2 separate regions of the Homo sapiens genome follow, and region 2 is linked to region 1. Evidence: read pairs that join two places in POLR2A ChIA-PET (ENCODE). Cell type or tissue: HepG2. All regions are shown on one strand. Links, peaks and the distances in the headings refer to the core of each region. The heading gives the core; the rest is flanking DNA.

Evidence for each region. Peaks named below come from ENCODE experiments on the same cell type or tissue, not always from the same donor. Only the 100,000 strongest peaks of a DNase experiment are listed, where the experiment ranks them.
Region 2: POLR2A ChIA-PET joins it to region 1 with 10 read pairs; 5 of 35 experiments call an interaction of 5 or more read pairs at or near these places.

What each region holds. Positions count from the first base shown.
Region 1 is chr2:43,155,470-43,164,222 of GRCh38, forward strand. No RefSeq gene overlaps it. Among named protein-coding and RNA genes, the nearest start is that of LINC02580, 57 kb to the left of the region's middle. RefSeq lists an enhancer at 2,305-2,823 and silencers at 3,038-3,233, 3,081-3,150. In HepG2, for the core only: a CTCF peak has its summit at 6,877; DNase peaks (open chromatin) are centred at 3,162, 3,632, 5,552, 7,662 and 2 weaker places; H3K4me3 peaks cover 2,791 bases.
Region 2 is chr2:42,919,063-42,927,815 of GRCh38, forward strand. LOC105374568 (a long non-coding RNA gene) reads right to left here and starts at 4,108. Exons shown (of 3, transcript XR_940014.3): 1 at 3,584-4,108; 2 at 2,572-2,614; 3 at 1-2,161. RefSeq lists enhancers at 7,317-8,002, 8,003-8,688. In HepG2, for the core only: CTCF peaks have their summits at 2,258 (motif pointing left) and 6,625; DNase peaks (open chromatin) are centred at 5,939, 6,539, 7,729, 8,129 and 2 weaker places; H3K4me3 peaks cover 2,835 bases; H3K27me3 peaks cover 65 bases.

The DNA.
Region 1 (8,753 bases), core at 458-8,457:
CATTAGCCCTCCCTTCGGCCACATTTCCCACCTTGGGCAGGCTTTCCCTTTTCACTGTGCCTTGGTGCACACAATGCCTGCAGCCAGGAATCCCTTTCTCATCACAATAAGCCCATCCTTCAAGACAGAGACGTCTGTGTACCTCCACTTTAATGGTGTGACATGCAATAGGGCCTCCAAAAATGTTTGTTGACTGCCTGACTGACTGACTTGCTGGATGAAATCATTAGAAGTGTAAGTTAGCTCAGAATTAGTGCCAGACAGACTGGCCTGGACTTGCTGCTATCAGTTCTAGTCAGAGCAGGAGAGCGCCCATGGATTGGAGGATTTTGAGCCCCCATAAGCACACACATGTGACTACAGCCCCCCTGGAGTGAGTCCTGCACCCTCGTACCCTCCACATGCCATGGAAAACATGCGCCACTGCCCCGTGCCAGGCCTGGACACACAGCGAGGGCTGCGGGAGGGTCTCAGCCACGGTCAGGGGCTCCCAAGCTCCTCTTCCCTCTACCCACTGACACCTAAGGAAGCCCCAGGCACTTTTCTAGAGCGTTCTTTGGGGCTGGGGAGTGTCAGGGCAGGCCCTCTGCCAACTCAGCAGGCCGGGGACTTTGGATGTGCTGACACTGGCTGCCCTGACACACCCTATGTGGGCCCAGTTGGCCAGAGCTCTGGCCGGCCTGGGCCTGGGCCTGGCAATAATCGATTGACTGACATGGAATTCCATTCCTTCAGCAAGGACCAACCACACCTGCATAGAGTTGACGTAAGGCCCGTTTCTAAACACTTCATTTATATTTGCTCATTTCATTCTTGTAATGACCCTGTGAGGTAGATACAGTTCTGATGCCCATTTCACAGTTGTGGAAACTGAGACACAGAGACAGATAAACTGACTTCACACCATCAAAGCAGTTAGGAGTGGGCAGTCACGGTCCACACCCAGGCTATGGGGTCTGGAGTCTGCACTTTCCTTTTTTTTTTTTTTTAAGATGGAGTCTCACTCTGTCACCCAGGCTGGAGCGCAATGGCGTGATCTTGGCTAACTGCAACCTCCGCCTCCCGTGTTCAAGTGATTCTCCCACCTCAGCCTCCCAAGTAGCTGGGATTACAGGCATCCGCCATCATGCCTGGCTAATGTTTGTATTTTTGTAGAGATGGAGTTTCACCATGTTGGCCAGGCTGGTCTTGAACTCCTGACCTCAGGTGATCCACCCGCCTCAGCTTTCCAAAGTGCTGGGATTACAGGCGTGAGCCATGGCGCCCAGCCTGGAGTCTACATTTTTTTTTTTTTTTGAGACAGAGTCTCGCTCTGTTGCCCAGGCTGGAGTGCAGTGTCGCGATCTCCGCTCACTGCAACCCCGCCTCCTGGGTTCAAGCGATTCTTCTGCCTCAGCCTCCCGAGTAGCTGGGATTACAGGCACATGCCACCACGCCCAGTTAGTAGAGACGGTATTTCAACATATTGGCCAGGCTGGTCTCAAACTCCTGACCTTGTGATCCGCCCACCTCGGCCTCCCAAAGGGCTGGGATTACAGGCTTGAGCCACCACACCCGGCCTGAGTCTGCACTTTCAACCACTACACTCTACCATGTCTCTTCTTTAACATTTTTTACAAACAACAACAAAAAAAGTGAGGCTGGGCATGGTGGTTCTTGTCTATAATCCCAGCACTGTGGGAGGCCAAGGTGGGAGCATCACTTGAGGCCAGAAGTTTGAGACCAGCCTGGGCAACATGGTGAGATTCCCATCTCTACAGAAAATTCATGCCTGTGGTCCCAGCTGAGGTGGGAGAATCACTTGAGCCCAGGAGGTTGAGGCTGCAGTGAGCTGTGTTCGCACCACTGCACTCCAGCTGGGTGACAGAGTGAGACCCTGTCTCAAAAAAGAAAAAGAAAAAGTAATATTACTTGCACCAGGCAGCCTTTGGCATTAGGGGCATGGACATGTGACATTCCAGGTCCCTTCCAGCCCTGTGTCTCACTCGCGCGCACACTCCTACCTGCCTCATCCTGATGTTGCCCATTGCATCCCTGTGACCTCCCGGTTCCTCCACAGCCAGGCATTGGCTCGTGGGAACTCGGTGCTCTCGGGTTTGGGTCCCAGTAGATTCTGGAACATCCCACCCCACGCCTGTCCTTCCCTGCCACCCCTGCTCCGCCCCAGGCCAGCATTCCTGGAAAGTTCAAAGGCACTTGGTTCAGGGGAGATGTTTCCACACAGCTTCTGTAGCTGGAACTGGGCTAGGCAGAGAGGGGGCCCACCCACAGCCCCACAGGGACTGCATCTTGAGACCAGAAAACTTGGAGTGGCCCTGGGGGAGCAGTGCTGTTCCCATTCTCTGTGGCAGGGGCCTTGGCAGGTGCAAGACCCAGAGTGTCCCCCCACAACCTGAGGGGGCTGCTTCTGGACACAGAGAGCTCAGGCCTCAAATGCATCTTTTCACTAGCCTTCCTGGGTCCTGCCCATTCCTAGAGACGGAGTTCACTATGCTCCTAGCCATGTGCTGGGTGCGGGGCGAGCCCCAGATGGCTCATCGCCACGAGGTGCAGGCACAGCCTCTCCATGAGCCATCAGGAACTCGGGGTTGCATCAAATCCCCAAAGACTTTACTGGGCCCACGCTAGGCATCAGCCTGGGATTCTCCTCCCAGGTCTCCACCAGCTGCTGAGCACAGCGGAGGTGGGGAGGCAAGAGCATGTCCTATCCTGCCTCCTGGCCCCCAGCCCCAGTAACACAGAACTAGGGTGCCTATTGTTTCAATGGCAGAAATCCCCCTCCCCTCCGACCCCTGCCCCCTGCAGCACTGCTCCCCATCACTGGGCTAAACGAATGACCCGCCACTCAGCAGGTGACGACTTACTCCTCCTTGGCCGGCCCTTCAGCTCCTCCTCCTCACCCATCCTGACTCAGAGGCCTGTCAGCTGCCACTGCCCCCGAGGCCTGGCAGATTTGGGTGGGAAGGAGCTATCTGGGTGCCAGGACCTGAGGGGCTGGCCATGCCCTCACTCCTTACTGACCTGACCTTTAGCAGGGCCTCTGAGCATTCTCTGATCTAGAAATGCCACATGTACACGCATGTGTGTGCACACACACACAAACACCCACACACTCACACCCAGCCGCTCTATGACCTGATGAAACAGTCTGGGTGCAGGGCTGAGGCAGGCCAGGGAGGAGAGTTAGACTGAGCAAAAGCAGGATGTGTGTGGAGCAGCCTCCTGGCCTCTCTCCCGCAGAGGCACTTCCTGGTACTGGAGGGCAAAGCGGCCCGGGGTTGGGAAAGAGACCGGTGCTGCTTGCTCCCTCTCCAGAACAGGCATTAATTCTGGCTGCCCCTTGGTATTGGCCTCCAACTTTATAGTTCTCTCCCTTTCTTTCTCTCTCTCTCTCCTACACACACCCCTCTAGACTCCTCCCCTGCACCTCCTCAAAATTTCTCACCCACCCTCACCCCACAGAAGGAGCATCAAAGCCCCACATAGCCTCTGGCCTCTCTCAACACCTAGGAGTTGAGATCAGGCCCTTGTGGCCCAGTCTTGGGGACTTCCCCCTACCAGGGTTGGCCCTCTTGGGTCCACGCCTCTTTGGCTAGACTTCTGATCGCTCTGGCGGCCACTCCGCAGTTTCACCACGCCTGCTCCTGCCTGCAACACACAGAAGTTGGCAGTGACTCTGCACTGCTCCCAGCACCCCGGATGGCTCAGGGCTGTGGCATTTTGTTTTCTTTCGTTTTTCGCCTTCATGTCTGTGCTGTTCACTGTGCCTGAAATCCCCTCCCCGCTAACCCTCCTGCCCATAGCGTCAGTGGCCCACATGTCAGCACCCAGCACTTACCACTAGCGAGGCTGTGTCCTATCCTCCTGACCATGCCAATGAAAAAAGTCCCATTAATTATACCCACTGTTGGCCGGGTGCGATGGCTCTCACCTGTAATCCCAGCACTTTGGGAGGCCGAGGCAGAAGGATCACTTGAGCTCAGGAGTTCAAGACCAGCCTGGGCAACATGGCAAGCCCCATCTCTACAAACAATGCAAAAATTAGCCGGGTGTGGTGGCGTGCACCTGTAGTCCCAGTCCCAGCTACTTGGGAGGCTGAGGTGGGAGGATCACTGGAGCCCTGGAGGTGGAGGTTGCTGTGAGCTGAGATCACGCCACTGCACTCCAGCCTGGGCAACTGAGGGACCTTGTCTCAAAAAAAAAAAAAAAAAAAAGATACCATTGTTCAGAGGAGGAAGCTGAGCTGACAGAGGTCAAGGAAGATGCATTTCTACCCAGCTTTCAAGATTCACTTTGGACATCACCTTCCTCAGACTCTGCCTTCTCCTCTTCACCGCCCCACTACGCCCCAGGCAGGAGAAACTGCTCCCAGCCTAGAGCCACTGCCCGTTGTAGTGACTTCTGTTTGAGGCTGAGACCTCAGCCCCCAGGTCCTGATTTGTGCCCTCCTCCCTCAGTTTTGGGGCCTGTGAGAGTGGGTGGCTGGGCCTGGGGCTGAGTCACTGCCTAGCCTTGCCTGCCCAGCCCCGAACCAGGCAAGCCTCGGTGCAGGTGACCCTGCTGCCCAGAGAAGTGGGCGGCAGGAAGAATGGTCAGGCCCTCCTCCTTTTTCTCCTCCCTCCTACTCACCCACCTCCTGGCCACTTTCCTCCCTTTTTTTTCTTTTTTTGAGATGGAGTCTCACTCTGTCGCCCACACTGCAGTGCAGTGGCACAATCTTGGCTCACTGCAACCTCTGCCTCCCAGGTTCAAGTGATTCTCCTGCCTCAGCCTCCCGAGTAGCTGGGACTACAGGCATGTGCCACCATGCCCAGCTAAATTTTTGTATTTTTAGTACAGACGGGGTTACACCGTGTTAGCCAGGATGGTCTCGATCTCCTGACCTCGTGATCCACCCGCCTCAGCCTCCCAAAGTGCTGGGGTTACATGGTTAAGCCACCGCTCCCGGCCCCTCCCTGTCTTTTCACACCCACTTCTCTCTCTGCCCAACCCTGTCTACACCCTTCCTGCCAGTTCCCAGGAAAAGTGACTTGGACTTTGCTGATGGGAAGCAGAATCTGGGCTAAAACTAGGACAGGAGCAGGGCTGGTTCCTCCAGCAACTCCCCCAGCTCGAAGGAGGCCCAGCCTGAACCACATCGCCAGGAGCCCTGGCTCAGCACTGGGGGTTACCTATGGGCGGCCACTTCAACTTGTGTGTGTGTGTGTGTGTGTGTGTGTGTGTGTGTGTGTGGTGGGCAGGGCGGGGGAGATGTATATTGATGAGGGAGGGGAAATGGACCATTGGGCCCCAGCTTCAACGCCACATTTATTTACTGGGCACTGAGTTAAAAATAGACCTGAGTGCCCCTAGTGCAGGCTGCAGATAGGGAGAGGGATTCCAGGACCCCTGGGAACTAGCTATGTCTCAGGGCCTCCACATGACCTCCCTCTCCCTGAGGGGTGGATCTGTGATTCTGCCGAGTGTCACACACACCCCTGTGTTACTGGGTGGCACCAGGGCAATGTTTTGTGCACTTCACAGATTACAGTGTTGTGTCGCAGAAGAGCATGGACTTTAAACCTAGACGGGATCCCAGCAAGGGATGACTGCACACCTGCCCCACTTCTGGCCTCCATTTTACAGAGAGGGAGACTGCGGCTTAGGGACAAATGACCAGCTCAAGGGCATGCAGAACCAGGCTGGACTCGGGTTCCTTGGCTCCCAATTCTGGACTTTTTTTTTTGAGACGGAGTCTCGCTCTGTCGCCCAGGCTGGAGTGCAGTAGCGTGACCTCGGCTCACTGTAACCTCCGCCTCCCGGGTTCAAGCGATTCTGCTGCCTCAGCCTCCCGATTAGCTGGGACTACAGGTGCCCGCCACCACGCCTGGCTAATTTTTGTATTTTTAGTAGACACCTGGTTTCACCGTGTTGGTCAGGCTGGTCTCGAACTCCTGACCTCATGTGATCCGCCTGCCTCCGCCTCCCAAAGTGCTGGGATTACAGGCATGAGCCACCACACCTGGCCCCAAGTCAGGACTCTTTCCACTGTGTTATATGGCACCCATCACATTGGATTCTGTTTTATTCCATCTTGTTTCATGTTATGTTATATAATGCAGGCAGAGGGGTGGGAGGTAGCGGTTGGAGGTGGAAAAGTGGCCAGAAGGTGACAAAAAAGCAATAGGCTAAGGTCCAGGCAATGAGCCCACATCTTCCCCCACCTGAGATTTCTCCTCCATCAGGTGTAGGGGGCGTGGCTCACCCCGGCACCCAGTGCCCTAATTAGCTCCTGTTGACAGTTTCTGGTTTATGTGTTATCACCTTGAGCCTGCTTATCTTTATCAGAGCCAAAGGTTGATTGGGGCATTCTGGCCAAAGCTCAAAGCAACTCCACTCCAATTTCACAGGGCATTTATGACTACTGTGAATAATAACCCTCTTTCCTCAAGATAGCAGCCTGATCCATTCAGGACCTTCCCTGCAGAGTCCTTGGTGTGATCCTTACCATCCTCACCAGGAAGACAGCACAGAGTCCTTCTCCCATTGGCTGGGGAGAAAAGCGATGCACAGCCCCAGGGTGAGCTGGCCGGGGACCCAGGTCTCCTGAGCCCTGTCCTCAGCACCCAGCAGCAATGCCCCGGCTCTGGAACCTGACAAAGTGAGACCTCCCTACCAGGGCCATGGCCCCCGCTTCTCCAGCCTCGCTCGCCGGGACAAAGGTTACGGGCCTTATCAACCAAGGAGGTAGAATATTAATCTGGCCATCTATGCCCCAGCCCTGACCCGCATAGCAAAGCCGCCATCATCCAGGTGGTGGGAGTATCTGTGCATCGGGACAGAATGAGGTGGGGCTATGTAAGGGGCCCCCATGAGGGCAGGGCCCTGCACATGGCCTTTGTGGCCGCTGGAGGGGCTCACCCTAGGTCTTTTCCCACATCAGCCTTGGAGCCACGACCTCAGGTTCTCACCAGCTCCCCTCTGAGCCCCAGGAGAGATATCTTGTCTGAGAAGTGACCCAAACCCTTCCTGACCCCTGATATTCCTACTTGGACCCCCTTGGGGGCAGTGGCCAGAGGGTTTGTCACTGTCAGAGCAGACCTGGGTCCTACTCCCAGCTCTGCCATCATCTCCATCCTTGGTACCCGGGGCAAGCCACAGCACGCACAGACCTCAGCTGCATCACCGGTAAAATGGGAGTAGACTTTGATCTGTCCCAGAATACCCTCCTTCCCTGGAGATGTGGTACCTGAGTCTGGGTGGCGACCCCTCCCCATCTGCATAGATACACCTGGAACAGGATCCAGGCCCCTGGATGTCACTCTTTTGTGTTTTACACTTCACTGGCCTCACTTATGGCCACCTAAACCCCTTAGCTCCTGGGCCAAGTCTTCAGGGACTCCAAGGGAGATGGAGATGCCTTGCAAGGATGTCTTTGGAGACCTCAATTGGGACAGGTCCCTGCCTGGCAGTTGTGTGTGTGTGTGTGTGTGTGTGTGTGTGTGTGTGTGTGTACACCCACCCTCCCGAGGCATTGTCTAGAGGGGGCATTGTCCAGAGGGCTGGGCGGTTGCCTTTATGGCCAGGCATAAAAGGTAATCATTGACCACATCAATGCCGCCCTGCGCGTCAGTGCCCGCCCAGGCTCGACCCTGCCAGGCCCTGGATTACTTTACAGTCACATAAAAGGAGCCTCCAGACTGGCCCCTGGGGACTTTGGCCCTCAAGGGGCAGTGGGAGGGGAGCCGTTCCCTGGAGACAGCCTTTTCTTCTAATATTTACTTGGCCAGAGAAGAGCCCCCGCCTTTTATCAAACACCACTGGGATGTCTCAGCTCAGCCTGCCTAAGTCACAAGAGTCCCCGTCACCTGGTGCAGCTCCTCTTCCCCTCCCTTCTCTGCCTCTCCTGTCAGGACCCACCAGCAGCTTGGACGCACCCAACAAGGCTCTGCCCAGGCTGGAACTCAGACACATCTGGGAGGCACAGATGTGTCTGAGTTTTATCCAAGCTTTATCTCACCAAGGCCCCATAACCTCATGAGGTAGGCACCAAGATAATTCCCGTTTTATAGGCAGGAAAACTTGAGCTCAGAGAGGCTGAGTGACTTGCCCAAGTCACACAGCCAGTAAACAACCAACTTCAACAACTCTGCACAGCAGTGGTTTCCAGACTTGTTTGATTATGTTCTGCTATCAGGAAGAAACAACTCTTGGCACACACCTTCAGGATAATTATGCTTCCACAAATCATATACATGTGTGACTGAAATCTGTGTATTAAATGTTAGCAAATATCTGCACTCCTATTCTCATCCCATCATTCAAACCAGATCATTCAAACAGAACACACTCCCCAAGTCTCCATTCCAGCCAGGCCATCTCAGCAAAGAGACAAGGGGGGAACTGGGCCGAGCTTAGAAGGAAAAGCAGGCCTCAGGCAGAAGGATATATTTGGGAAAGGGCATTCCAAACACAAGGAACAACTTGAGCAAAACTGAAAACGCAGGAAATGGGCTGGGCTGGACACGGTGGCTCACGCCTGTAATCCCAGCACTTTAGGAGGCCTAGGCAGGAGGATCACTTGAGCCCAGGAGTTTGAGACCAGCCTGGGCAATATAGTGAGACCCCATCACTACAAAAAAGTAAAAAAAAAAAAAATTAGCCAAGTGTGGTGGCGTATGCCTGTAGTCCCAGCTACTTGGGAGGCTGAGGTGGGAGGATGACTCGAGCCCAGGAGGTTGAGGCTGTAGTGAGCAGTAATCACTCCACTGTAC
Region 2 (8,753 bases), core at 557-8,556, 240 kb before region 1:
ACCCCTGGGTAGTTCTTGGGGAGGCAGGGAGGCCAGGAAGAGGGGAAGTGAGACTCAGCTCCAAGTAATCCTGACCCAGGGGAGGGGAGGGTGCGACTGGCCAGCGGACAGCCTGAGCTCTGGCCCTGGCTCCAGGCTCTGGGTTTAAAGAGCTTTAAAAGCTTATTAAAAAGGTTCCTTCGACATCAAATGGCTCTTAAAAATCAATATTTTGATGATTTAAGTGCAAGAGAATCAGAAACATATGGATCAAATTGCCCTAAAATTATACACACTTAAAAAAATGTGTTGGTCTTTAGCAAGATCCAAATATTTGAAAAACAGAGACATTTTCCTCATCTCCTGACAGAGCTCTGCTAGGTCAACTTGAGGAGTCCAGAGAGGTGGTAAGTGGGAGTGGGTTGGGGCTCAGAGGGAGAAGCATGGAAATGCCTCTTGGTGCCTTCCATGTAGACAGGGCTGTGAGGGGCAGCTGTGTGTGTGTGCATGTGCATGTGTGCGCCGGTGTACATGTGTGCACATAGGCATGTAGCAGTGAACATGGGTGCACATTTTCCTCTGGGTCTCCTCATTCTGAGCCCGTGTCCCATAGCCAGTTTCATCCTTTCATGTCTCGGACATATGTATTTGGACTCAATCTAAGTTTTAAAAAGTAAGTTCCTGCCAGGCACAGTGGCTCACGCCTGTAATCCCAGCACTTTGGGAGGCCAAGGTGGGTGGATCACCTGAGGTCAGGAGTTCGAGACCAGCCTGACCAACATGGAGAAACCCCGTCTCTACTAAAAATACAAAATTAGCCAGGTGTGGTGGCACATGCCTGTAATTCCAGCTACTCAGGAGGCTGAGGCAGGAGAATCGCTTGAACCTGGGAGGCGGAGTTTGCGGCAGGAGAATCGCTTGAACCTGGGAGGCGGAGTTTGCAGTGAGCCGAGATCACGGCATTGCACTCCAGCCTCAGCAACAAGAGCAAAACTCCGTCTTAAAAAAAAAAAAAAAGTAAGTTCCTTTGGCTCCTCCTTCTGGGTCTGTCCCCTCTCCCCCAGCAGCAGACATGGCGCTGTCCATTTCTGGAAGGTTCAGGCCAGGAAGGACACAGGTGTCACCTTGCCCAGAGGTGACCAAAGGTTCTTCGGCTGTGGGCTGGTTCTGCAAATGAAACCTTAGGGGTGATGGTCGGTGTATAACGCTAAGACCAGAGCTGCAATGGCTCTGATTCTCCGCCATAGAGTGCCAGGGCTCTGGGAGGAGCATTTGAAAACCACATATCTCATGCCCAATCCTCATTTTACAGTGGCCCAGAGCAGGAAAACCAAAGGTATAAGGTTGGGACCAGAGGAAAAGCTGTCACACACGTAAGTCCAGCTCATCTCAATCCAAACCACCACAGACTCACCCCGCCCACTCCTTCTTCTGTCCTCCCACCCCCTCCTTCCCTCTGCTTGGCATGGGGATGGCAGAGCCCACCGGACCTGGGTTTCAGTCTGGTGGTGCCACATGGTCTTGAAGGTACTCTGGCTGTGAGGGGCCGCTCCCATGTTGTCTTCCATCTCTGGGACAAGATGGTAGGTTGGGAGTGGGGAGCTCTGGCCGTTGGAGCCTCTAAGAAGGAGACAAGACACACCTGGGGGCTGGGCTAAGGACTGAGGGGCTCCAGAGAGAACAGGATTGGGGCCAGCTGGCTCCTGCCTTCAGCCCCTCCAGCCTTTCTGGTTTAGGCCTTTCAAAGGCCCCTCACCCTGCCGGCAGAAGGAGAGTCCCAGGTGAGCTGCGTGCAGGGAGCAGGCGAGACATTCGTGCTGTGAGGGATGATTGTGACTCAGCAGGCTCCTGAGGGTGTTTCTTGGGGACTCCACCTCCCTGGCTAGACCTACTTCTGGGCTGGTACCCGGCCCTCCCCACTGGACCCCTGAGCCTTCACTTCTCTCGTGCTAAAGAACATTCTAGGCCCTGAGAATGGCTGGGGGAGCATAGGCCTTTTTCCCAGGGACCTCCCCAACTCGGCTGCTGGCGCATTAGGCAGGCTGTGTGTTGCGTGTCTCCTCCGGTGGCCAGGGAGCCTTGGTAATTAAGACGATGATTTCCACCTCGATGGGCAGTCTCACTGGCCAGGATTGAGGCTTGGGTCACTCTCCGCATCCCAGGTACACAGGGGCTGTCCAGTCTGAGAAGGGAGATAAGGGGGACAGAATATCAGAAACAGAAATGGGGGCCAGATGAATGGGGCAGGGCATCCCAGAGGGGATGGGGCCATCTGCTGGTATCTGAGGCTGGCTGGGCCAAGCCCGTGGGATAGAGTGGAACACCAGCAGCTGGTCACCAGCAATGTCCCCGCCACCAGCAGAGTCAAGGGCAATCAACCAGCTGCATCTGCTGGTCTTATAGAGAACTCACAGCCCTCTCCCTGGACCTTCTTCAGGGAATTCTGGGGACAGGACAGAGGCTTGGACTGGAGTGTGGAGACCAAGAAAAAGCTGGGAATGCACTGGGGTTTGGAGGCAAAGGGGGGTCCCAAGGGCTTCTGCCCACTCTTGCGTGCCTCAGAAAGAAGGGCTGAGAGCTGATGACAGATACCTGAGGACTGTGGCCACTGTGGCTGGATGAGGTGGTGTGTGTCCTACAAAATGCAAAGAGAGAAATGAGAAGGGAGGTGAAATTCGACCTTCAACACCAAGGAAAGGAAAGGGAGTGGGAAAAGACGCCCAGCTTGGGGTTCCTTGTTCTGGACTTGTCCTACTCCTGCTGCCTCAGCACTCAGCCCCTGGAGGCCCCGCTGTGGAAAGAAACAAGAGACTGGAGATGCTGGCTCCCTGGGTTGGACTGGGCAGTGCCTGGGATAACAGCTTCTGTGGGGGTTGGGAATGCCCCTGTAGCATCTGGTCACTGTGCTGGAGTAGACTGGAGTTCATCCCCAGAAGGAAGAGTCATTCCAAGCATCCAGTCATTGCTCCCAGGACTCCCAGTGGGCCATGGAGCTGACACTGGGCCCAAACTAGGGAGGACCCTTAAGTTCTTAAATGTGTCTCCCGCCTGCAATCCTGCCTCTGCACCCTTGCTCCCCACATCCAAGGCCATCCACCATCCTAATCTACTGCCCTCCTTGACGCAAGTTCCCCTCTTCCCGACAGTCTTTGTTGAATGCTCTCCCACATAGGTGTGGGTTGGGAAGGGGTGAGTGGATCTTGAAGCATGCTAAGGTTTGGCTTAGTAGAAAGGGAAGGGCACTGTCCACTCTGCTCACTCCACTCCATCTCCCAGCCTCTTCCTCTCCCCAGGCAGCATTGAAATCTGGGTTCAAACTACTCCAGAGCACCAGGCCAGCACCTCCCTCTCCAGACCCACATCCCTAACAGCCAGCCAGGTACATGGCCAAGGCCAATACACCAGCCTCTCCCTGGATTCCTGCTGCCACCCTTCACTCAGCCAAGCTGTCCACAATCCTGGTATTCATCCTTAACAACAGCCCGGCCCTTGTCCCCCCCATGCTGGTTCATCACAAGCCTCTCTCACTCCCTCCTAAATATTTCTTACAACTGTCCCCTCATCTCCATCCCCCCGGCCCCAAGTCCAAGCTATCACTGCTCACCTGGGTGACAGCCACATCCTCTGAACTTGTTTTGTGTCTGTGCTTTAGTTTGTGCTTTCTGCACATTTTCAGTCGAATGAACTTTCTAAAATGCTAAGCTGCTCATGTCTTTCCTCTCTTTAAAGCCCTGGCAGGCTCCCTACTGCTGACCCTATGAAGCCCTGGCTTCTTGGGCCAGTGGACTTTGCTCCCTGTGACCTGGGCCCATCCCTTCTCCAGCCCCTTCTCTGGCCTCTCCCCATGCTCAAACTTTCTATCCAGGCCTAGTGAACTGCTGGCATGTCCCAGACCTACTAGGCTCTCCCTTACTCCTTTGCACATGCTGTTCTCTGTGCCTGGCAGGCTTGTTCTGGTCACCCGCTCTCAGACCACCTCTGATCTCTTAGTGAAGTCATTCCTGACATTCCAGTTCCCAGATCATCTCATCCTGTGCTGGGTCTGAGCACGCATCGCCAGCATTGCTTCTTTGACTCTCTCCTAAAAAGTCTAGACAGACTCTGAGGCAGGCACTGCATCTAAGAACCAAGCTCAGCACCTGGAAAATGTCCACAGAATGGAGTGAGTGAATACGTCTAAATGGCATGCATCAGCTGACCCTCTTTTAAGGTCCCATTGGGTATAAGCCTCTGGCACACCCTGTCTACTGGGCATCTGGTCCTTGCATAATCCACATGCAGCCCAACTGTGGAATCTGATTATTTTTTAAGTTTAGGCTGTTTGGGGTACAGCCCAGGGCTGGAATGAAGAAAGGCTCTGAGCATCCCCTTTCCTCTGTCTTGGAGGGATTTTGATGGACAAGGGCAGCCACACATCTGAGTGGGGGCCAAGGCTTCAAGGATTCCAGGCCTGGCTCCGCCTACCCCAGCTACAGAGCCATTCAGTTCTTAATCAAGTCCACAAATATTTATTGAGTGCCTACTGTGTGCTCCCGCCTGTAATCCCAGCAGTTTAGGAGGCCGAGGTGGGAGGATTGCTTGAGCCCAGGAGTTCAAGACCAGCCTGGGCAACAAAGAAAGACCCCATCTCTACAAATAACAACAACAACAAATTAGCTGGGTATGGTGGCACATACATGTACTTCCAGCTACTCATGAGGCTGAGGTGGGAGGATCACCTGAGCCCATGAGGCGAAGGATGTGGTGAGCCATGATCATGTCACTGCACTCCAGCCTGGGTGACAGAGCGAGACCTCATCCCCCTCCCCCCAGAATCCTCATGCGCTGGAGGAGAAACAACAGGGAGGCTAGAATGGGCCGACTACATTTGTTGCCACAGAGCTTCTTGGAGGATCAGTATTTAAGCTGAGACCTGAAAGATGGGAATGAGTCAGCCATTCAGGGATCTGAGGAGAGGGAGAGAGCTCTAAGCAGGAGGCAGCCTGTACAATGGGTTGAGTGATTTTTATCTCTTTCTGAACCTCAGTTTCCCCATTTGTGGTGGGGACCATAATGCTTCCCTTGCCTCCCCACAGGGCCTTGGCAGGGTTCAGAGGAGCCCATGCTAACAAATAGGACATAGCTGTTCAGACTCAGAGGCCATGAGATTCTGTTCCTGTGTTTATGGCAAGATGGCTGCCCCTTCCTGTTCTCCACAGGGAGGCACCACCATATATGTCCTGGTTAAAAAGTAAATCAGGAGCACATGTTGTCAAAGCTTCCTGAGGCTGTGTCATGAGTAAAAAAGAAAAAAAAAAAAAAAAAAAGGTAAAGCAGCCTGGGAGGGTCTCCCTTTGAGGCTTATCAGCCTCCCACTCCTCTGTATGAATATGATAATCAGACTCTATCAGACCAGATTTTTGAGGAAAGACAGAGTGTTGGGATCTGAGACAGATGGATAGAAAACACCACCCAGGGGAAATGGGGGCACCGGGTTTTCCCAGCAGTGAGCCCTTCAAGGGGAACCCCAGGCCTGGTACAATGCCTGGCACAATGCCTGGCACAGAGTGGGGGGTTCCATGCAGCATTGATGACAGGATGAGCCAACGTTCCCACAGCCTCACCAGCAGAAGGGAGACTTCCAGGCAACAAGGGTTCCGAGATCCCAACTCCCTTCCCCTCTCCCCGTCTTTCTTCAATTCTTCTGTCGTCTGCCCCCGCTTTTCTTGCAGGCTTTGGGGGGTATTCATGCTCTCCGTTTCCCAGTGGACAAGTGGCGGGGCCAGGGGGGCTGTGTGTGCGTGTGTGTAGGCACGCGGGCTGTGAGGGGGCTGGGGACAAAGGCCCCGGAGTGAGATTCAGGGCACAGCTGAACTGCCCTGAACTCTCCTTTTTGTTTTCAAGGAAATGCATAATCCAAGAACCACCCACGGCCCTGGCGGCTCTGCTAAGCAGGGCTGGAATGTGCTGCCTTTCCCGTTAGTAATTGTTTTTTCTAGTTAGCCTGTAACCCTTCGCCTGCCATTCCCCTGCTGCAGGGGTGAGGCCCGCAGGGATGGACACCTCGGCTGCCCTCCTGAGATATCCCCGCACTCTCCACCCCACTCCCACAGGGTTCAGGACCTGGTCCTGGCAGCACCCTCCGGACCATCTGCCTTCGTGGCGACTCTTTCCTCACTGAGAGGGGCCAGGGCTGCTGGAGACTGCAGAGTCCTGCATGGGGCCTGCAAATCCTTGTTATGGAGTCTCCGTGTCTGGTTGTAGCCAGGGCTGTGACTGTGAATGGGTGTCAGTGCAAGCTGGTGGAGGAATGTGAGTTTGTGTGGGTGGCTGTGACCTGGGATACTGAGGACTCAGAGAGAGAGAGAGAGAGAGAGAGAGAGAGAGAGAGAGTGTGTGTGGACCCTGTGAACATGGGTACACATCTGTGAAAGCCAGCAAGCATGGTTGTGAATCCAGTTTGTGTGCAAGCAGGTGGTGTGAGTGTGCGTGTGCCTGTCCCGGGAAGGAAAAGCCATGTGCACCTGAGCTGACTCAGCACTTCTCTTTCCTGCCCACCCAGTTGAGCGCCTGAGCCTTTGCTCCAGGGAGGAGGCAATGCCCTCTGCCCCCGTGTTTGTGTTGTTGGCTGCCTCACCCTCACCAGCAGGAGGGGAGCAAATGTGGCGCCCTGGGCCCGGTCCCAGTTAGCTGAGCTGCGTATCTTTAATCCCTAGGGATTAAAAAGGTCACAGGCTCATGCTATTTCCCGACCCCTCCCTGCCAGGTCCTGTCTGGAGCTCTCTGAAGTGGCTATAGCTAAGGCCAGGCCTCTGCTCAGATGGAGGTGGCCTCTGTGGAGTAAGAAGGGGTACTGGGGTGTCGCTTGCTGTACCCTGAATCCCACCTTCTTGCAGCACTGACTGTTGCTGCTTCATCCTTGGTGAGGCCTGACCTGTGGCCTTTAATTCTTAGTGTGAGCTCTACCACCCTGAGCGGTGAGGGGTGCTGGGCTGGCCTCAGCACCTGCATCTCTCAGGGAGGTCTGCCCCTCCAGAAGTCGGGGCTCAGGATCACAGAGGGGCTGGGAAGTCAGGAGGTGGAGACAAAGCCCAAAGTCTCCCGTTGCAGGCTTTGGGGCAGAGGCCAGCCTGTGCCCTGAGCAGCTAGCAGTGCAGCAGTGCCAAGGCCCGGTCCAGTGTGGCTGCTGAACATTTGGTTCAAATCAAAGGCCTTTTCCAGCCAAGAGAGGAATGCTGCCGAGTAGGATTTGGGAACGGGCCCGGCAGGGCAAACACTGCCTTAATTGAGGCCCTTCTAGACTTTTAATTACAAGCAATGTTTTCCCAAGCTTCCTAAATTGACCATGGAGACCTGCTGGTGTTAGTGCCCATGGCAGGGACGAAAAAAAAATCGTCGTTAAAGCTTTTTCAGCAGGTTTATTTTAGCAAATGTTTTGAGGTGGAAAGGCTCACACAAAGTGGAGGCCGGAGTCATTTTTCTCAGAGGGCCAGGCACAGACACGGAGAGATCCACACCCACAGGTGTGATCAGACACACAGGTGGAACACACGCACACAGACGGGCACCTGTTGAGAGAGGCACGTGTACAGGCGGAGGACGTGACCGTGGCGTGGCTGCAGAGGCTGTAAACACCAGGCTGGAAATCCAGCTCAAGCACCTGGAGCGCTTTAGAAAGGCAAACACTGTTGGCTGCCCCTCCCGCCCGCTCCCACCTTCACCTCCTCCCACCCCTCCAGGCTGGCTGGGCCTGGGCCTGCTTCGGAGCCCCTGTGCCCTTCACCAGGCCTGTTTACAAGGCCCAGGACAGCCGCCAAAACCCCAGCTGTGTCCCTGTCCTTGTCTGTCTCCAGCGGACATGACTGACTTGGAAGGAAGGCGTGCCCTTGTCTGTGGAAGAGGACCCGTATTCAGCACCCAGTGGAATCCTCGGGGCACCTTCTGAGGGAAACGTCTATGGCTGTTCAGGGAGCAGCTGGTCCAGGTTACAGATGCAGAAAACAGAGGTGTCCCTGAAAAACAGACGCCCTGGGAGGAAGCTCCCAAAGCACCAGCCCTGCTTGTGCACAAGAATTGCCCGGACTCCAGGACTCCCTCAGAGCCAATCTGGATCCCCAGGCGGGGACCTGTGCCCCGGTTTTCTAGCACTGCTCACCATTGCAGCGTCAGCACTGAAAGCCTGAGCTCAGAACCTGTTTGTTTAATAGTGACTGTTCACTGCTGGGCTCTGGGAGCCCTGACAGCTGGAAAGACAGAGCAGGTGCCCCAACACGGGTGATTTTGGAAGCCCCAGAGGGTCCCTGTCTACTCGCTTTTCCTCTTTCCCTGATGTTTGTGGCCCATGTCTGTGGGCCTGGACACTCAAGCAGCCTCCAGAATCCCTCCCAGTGTTCAACAATGAGCCCAGAAATGGTGCATAGTAGAAATGGGAACAAGTAGGGTGCCTGGAGAGGTAGGGAGGCCAGAGACAATGATGCCTGCGTCACCGTTTTGCCAAGGGTCCCCTTGACTGTGGGCACTGCCCAGACACAGGGAGGCCAGAGGCCAGGAGCAGAGGGAGGCCATTCCCTAGGCCCAGCCCTGCCAGCCAGGGTGAGCCTTGATGGCCGTTACAGGCCGTTGCTATCGTCCCTTATCTGGGGCTCCTGGCTCTTACACCATGTCCCCAACCGCCCCTGGAGTGTGTGTGTGTTGAGGGGGGGCCTGCTGTTCCCTCCCTAAACAGACCGTTACTTGGTTTCCGTTGTTTGGGGAGGGGGTGGGGAGCTGTCTGCTTAATTAATCATTTTAGGCCA